2 separate regions of the Homo sapiens genome follow, and region 1 is linked to region 2. Evidence: chromatin loops called from intact Hi-C (ENCODE). Cell type or tissue: Calu3. All regions are shown on one strand. Each heading gives the region's core, and the rest is flanking DNA. Links, peaks and the distances in the headings are about the cores only.

Region 1 (2,810 bases), core at 17-2,516, 340 kb after region 2:
ACTGATAGGATGAGAAAGATTTATATTATTAGATTTCAGGATGATTTATAATAATTCAAAAATGAAATTCAATAATGGGGAAATAATTATGAATTATAGAAATTATGCCTTCATTCTCTTACATTTGTGTGGGTTGCAAGAGGGGGAGATTATTCTGGAAATGAAGTAAATATGGGAAGTTATTGCCAAATGAGAGAGAAACTATGGGAAAGCTGATCTATAAAGAGGCATTCTGATCAATTCATTTGTAGGAAACTGGGAAATAAAAACCTGGGGAACTTTAGGTTATTTATACAAAGGGAATAAATAGGCTGATTTTAATTTGGTAAGTTGATCTTTTTATTATGAATTTGGTAATAGTATAGGTTTATTATTTATTCATCTAATTTTATAGTACAGGTTTTGTAATGTTACATGTGATGATATGAGCTCCCACCTTATATGGGGGAACATCTTGGGAATTTGAGATTTAATAAGTTTTTTTTTTTTTTTTTTTAGTGTTTTTACTGCATACTCACAAATGTTGTCTATAATTTGAAAAATATTGTCATATCTGGCCCTTTGATGAGAAAAGGAAATTACAATAATAAAGTTTTATGATTTTAAATAAGTCATATGTTTGTATCCTGTTTTATGAAGAAAGCAGAAATAATTACTGAAAGTGCCAGACACTAAGGAATATTATTGTTTATTATTTTAATACATATAAAAAGGGATTAATCTGCTAAAATGTAATCTAAATCAGAATTTTGATAAATTTTTTTTGTAAACTAAGTATGTTTATTCAAGACATTGAAACTACTTTGCACATATGAATATTAATGTAACTTGTAATTTAAAAGTAAAGTGTTTCCATGCTATTTCATGTTTTGGCCAAAAATTTTTAAAAAATAAATTACAATTGTTCTCTATTAGTCATTTTTTAAAGGTTTAACTTTTTTTGTTGAAATACGTAACATTTTATAGTGCTTTCTGTAGAATACTAAAACTTCAAAAGTATTTTTAGTTTTCCATAATTTCTCTTATTTTCATGATAGGTGTATGTCTATATTTTTCAGAAGATGTGTGATGAAAGTGTTTAAAAATAGTGTTTATTGCATGAATTTCCTCAGTGTAGAGTGTGAAAAACCATCAGAAGTTAACATACATATTGAATCAGATAATGACACGTTCTGCTATAAAGTAAGCTGTACATAAAATAATTTTTCTAAAATGAAAATATGTACTACAGATCTTGGAATTTCTGTCTGGATTTGCACAGTTTTTAAAATTAATCATGTCAGCCCAATGCAGCTGTGTCATTGCCACCTAGTGGTAAAACTAACATTACTGTTAAGCTGTGTGATTTTAAACTTGAATCCCCAGTAAAAGGTTCACTGTTCTGTGGCCATAAGTGTGAATCTTGTGACTCTTTCTCTAGCCTGTAAGAGACTGCTCTTCTTTGGTTTACAGCTATTCTCTGAAATCTGCCAACACTGGTACTCTAGCCCTGTTTTGGATCCTTCTATCCTTAATTATAAAGGCTGATCAGTAGTTGTAGCAGTTGAAGCCAAAAGCTATTTGGGTTCTGTATCTGCCCCCAAAGTTGTATATCCTTAGCTCCTAATTCCTATTCTATCAGTGCCTTACCAGAGGCTGTGTTTGGCATTCTATTTATCTATTTAAAAATTTGCCATTGGCTTATGTTCTCTCACCAGTTTCATGAATTTTTTTCTCATTGATATGCCTTGACACAATACTCTCAGAAAGCCAATAACAGTGCAATGTTTCTTACACTTCCAGTAGTCAAGAATTTTGTGAGAGCAGATATACCTAATACAAGATCATGTAGGAAATTATAATGTTGCTTTTTTTTCTGAGAGATTTGGGCTTTTTTGTGGCGAGGGGGTTGTAGAAAGTTGAATTCTTTGTCATGATGAAATCCAGTAAATTAAAAATTTATTGAGTTTTACTGTATGTCGAAGACTGCCAGCTGTGGTGGGTTTAGGAAAATATGAAAGAAAGGGAAGAGGTTGCTTTCCTTGAACATCTTGAAATCAAGGTGGAAAAACTATACATGTTTGAAAAAAAAAAAAACCCCAAAACCATCTGCCTCAATTGTAAGCTCATATAAAAGAACCAACATAACAAGATGTGAGCTATGTAAAAAAACCATCAAGATTTAGTTGCTTATTCATTTCTCCTCTGATTTCTATTCTGTATACCCTTTACATTCTAAGCTATGCATTGGTCTTGATTTTTGCTGCTCCTGAGTGACTTCATCCTTTTCCCTTATCTGCATGTGATCCAGTCACCCTGTCTGGCTCTATGATTTATATATTCAATTGAGAAATTGGACTTAGTCTAGAAGGGAAATTAAAATTAATGCTTTGCTTCCCATCCATAGTGAACTCTCCATTAGCATCATAATGTCAGAGCCACCCAGATGGGTTAAGAAGTTCAAATAATTATTTAACTCAGTTGTTGACATCTCTACTCATATCAAAATTATTATACCTCCTTATGCCACTCATAAGTGTCAAAATACAGCTCAGCTGCCTTGGTCTGAAGTAGCAACATTATTATCTGTATCTCTTCTTAGCCTTTCCTAATGCATACACATGCCCTTTCTTCTCTCCATTTCCTCCAGTGGGCAGTTGTAGTGGTTTCTTTTTTTTTTTTTTTTCCTTTGGTATCCTTATTGCTACTTAAGTATTAAAATTTAGTTTGTTATGATTCAGCCTTAAAAGATCATCACGCAAATTCTTTAAGACTAACGGACTACACTTCTTAGATATGTACCCTTATCTGTTTTTCCTATTGAAGTCTAT
Region 2 (2,810 bases), core at 274-2,773:
CAGATTAGAAAAAAATAAATTTTAAATATTTCTATTGTAGACAGTATAGTAGGGAGATTTCACTCTACCTGGGGCCTGGGAAGTAGTATTTACTTAAATTAGCAATCAGTCCATTCATTTAGATCTACTGTTCCATATGTTTTCTGTTCACATTATTTTGGTTACAGTATCTTAGCTATCCAGCAGATGGCATCTGCTTCAAAACTCTCCTAACTTCCATTTACATTTCAGGACAAACAGGATACTGATACATTGAAACCTCCCTTAATTGACTTCTACATTTAGTACCTAGAAAAGGTTGCTGGAAATATAATTAAGGGTAGACCATTCATTCCCTTTTTCTTGGTAAGAGTCATACTTCTCTCTTGCCATGCCCATGGCACTACCATGGACGCCTAAGAAAACCTCAATAATTTGAAAGGAAACATAATCAGAATTAAACCCACAAGCTCTCTTTAAAAATCTATTACTTTAATTGCTTTCAGCACTACACAAGAGCTTAGTATTAATGGCAGATTTAGACAAGCAAAGCTAATCTCAAACCTCCTCTAAGAGAGGAAAGAGGCAGGGGGGAAAAAAAAGAGCCAGCTACTCCAAGAAGTGAGGGTAAATGAATACACAAAGCTTTATGCATAGTTACCATACAGAGCCTTTTCTCTCTATACTTTGTATGAAAAGATGGGTGTGATTGAATGACTTCTAACGTTTAATGACACCTTTGCTCCAGTGCTTTGTAAAGCTCACACATGAATACACTGATCCATTTCCAGATGATCCTGGGGCCCCCATCCTTTTGTGTCAAGCACAAAGAAAAAGGAGAGAGAGGGAGAGACAGAGACAAAGAAACAGCCCATGTAACCAAGCGCCGAACATGATTTGAACAACCAACTTAGTAAACATCAATCTTAGGCTGTGTTATGTGAAATGGAGTCATACTCCAAAAGAAATGTTGGCTACATTTAAAAGATCACTTTGTCTAAAGAAAATGCCAAGTTGAATTTTCATGTACTAAGTCATCTTTCTACAAGAAGCTGACAAGACAAAAGCAACAAAGTGAAAAGGTAAAAAATGGCTCATTTGAAAAAAAGTAATAGCATTATAACCTTTTTTTTAAAAGGGTCTGGTTTCCTTGTTTTATATTATTTGTCAGGGATCAATGTGGCCATGACAAAAGCAATGGGTTAGAAATCAAAAGACTTGTGTGACTTGCTGTGTTACTTTGTGAATCACTTCACCTCCCTGGAAGGCGGTTTTCATCTATGTAATATAAAGGATGGAACCAAATTACTTTTGGGTTCACCTTCAGCTCATGTTTGTTCTAACAGGGCATCCCTGCCCCCACAGGGCAGGCTCTTAGCACTCATTTGTGAGTGTGAGTCATAAGAAAGGATGGTGGAGCTTGGATAGTGGTGGGGTCTGGAGCTAGTTTGCCCAAACTGAGCCATTGGAAAGGATTCTAAAATTCTGAAGCATTTTAGAATCCTTTGGGTCACATGTTCTCTCTTTTAGTTTTATGGCTATTTTCTGAGGAAAAAAAAAAAAAAAAAAGCCCAGGTTGGGAATCCAAAGTCTTTGACATGAATCTCTTTTGTTCTAACTTTTAGCTCAAAATAAAGTGCATTTGACCATTCAATTCTTTATGTGTAGCATCATGCACATTCATGAATCTCTTTAAATCTGGAATTTAAAAATGCCTGACATCTCCTGCCACAGCCGCTGTTAATATACACAATAGATTCTTCAGAAATGCAAGGTTAGAACATTTGAAGCATGAGAATACTGATTTACATGGAAGCTGAGAGTATACAGTATCAATAAAATGTACCTTTGACATCTTGGCTTCCAGAGAAATACACTTTCTTTGTTCATTCACAAGTCTACTCTATTTCCACCTCAGATTTAATTATCTTCCCAGTTCTCATTTGCGTATGTGTAGGCTACCATTCACAATACACCAAGCCCTACGTGTGGGAGGCACAAATCTTTTCATTCAAAAAATAATAATGTGGACAAGCCATTTTGACTGCAAAGTAAGTGCTTTAGACAAAGGCAAGAGGATGTTAATTGTATTCTAAGAATACCAATGTCCTTGAAATGAAATTTGTTGTTTGGTGTATTGATCTACATCAGTAGTGTAGACTTTCAATGATCTAGTTTCACCTTCTGAGTTTGCTGATTAAAGAAATGCAGCCCGAGAAGTATAAAAGGTTTGCCCCCAAATCACCCAGATCTACAGTAGCAGAAGTAGGACAAGAACTTGGGGTTTTCTTTTTTGTTTATGACTTACACACTAGAATCAGTTATACATCCATGAGTGCCATGGATGCCAGGATCTCACTACTGCTGTGCATCCTTTCTGTTTCTCTGACTCTCAAATTTATTCTCTTTGAAGTGAGCTCTCTAGAAGCCATTTCGTTCCTGATTTGGAGTTGATATCCCCTGCATGCCTCTCTCACATCCTTTTAACTTCTCCTAAATGCAACTTAAGCCAAAATAACGTCATTTATCCATCCCTCCATCTCTTCAATGTCTGTCCATTTATCTATCCATCTATTCATTCATACATCCAGGCATCTATCCATTTCTCCATCCAAAAACAAACAACCTCAGAGTGTCGAGTCCTAATCTAGACCTGGTAACCAAAATAAAATAGTATTGTTCCTCAAAAAGCTCCTAATAGAGCTGAGTTTGCTCCTGAATAATCTTTTTAAAAAGTATGCCAGTTTTATAGTTTTTCTTAACAATTATTTTAAAAAGATTCACATTATTACGACAAATGTTTCACTTTCCTTATTTTCTAAATACAGCAA

What was found. A loop is a pair of places that touch in the nucleus more often than their neighbours do. Peaks named below come from ENCODE experiments on the same cell type or tissue, not always from the same donor. Only the 100,000 strongest peaks of a DNase experiment are listed, where the experiment ranks them.
Region 1: it touches region 2 in a loop (9-fold over the local background); 28 of 110 quality-filtered maps call a loop at or near these places.

What each region holds. Positions count from the first base shown.
Region 1 is chr11:96,392,648-96,395,457 of GRCh38, forward strand. It overlaps JRKL (JRK like), which reads left to right. Exons shown (of 2, transcript NM_001261833.2): 2 at 1-914. Among named protein-coding and RNA genes, the nearest start is that of JRKL, 4.0 kb to the left of the region's middle. In Calu3, for the core only: a CTCF peak has its summit at 1,275 (motif pointing left); no DNase peak of the experiment used is centred there.
Region 2 is chr11:96,054,859-96,057,668 of GRCh38, forward strand. The region is part of intron 2 of MAML2 (mastermind like transcriptional coactivator 2); the gene reads right to left. Among named protein-coding and RNA genes, the nearest start is that of MTMR2, 130 kb to the left of the region's middle. In Calu3, for the core only: no CTCF peak of the experiment used is centred there; a DNase peak (open chromatin) is centred at 1,333.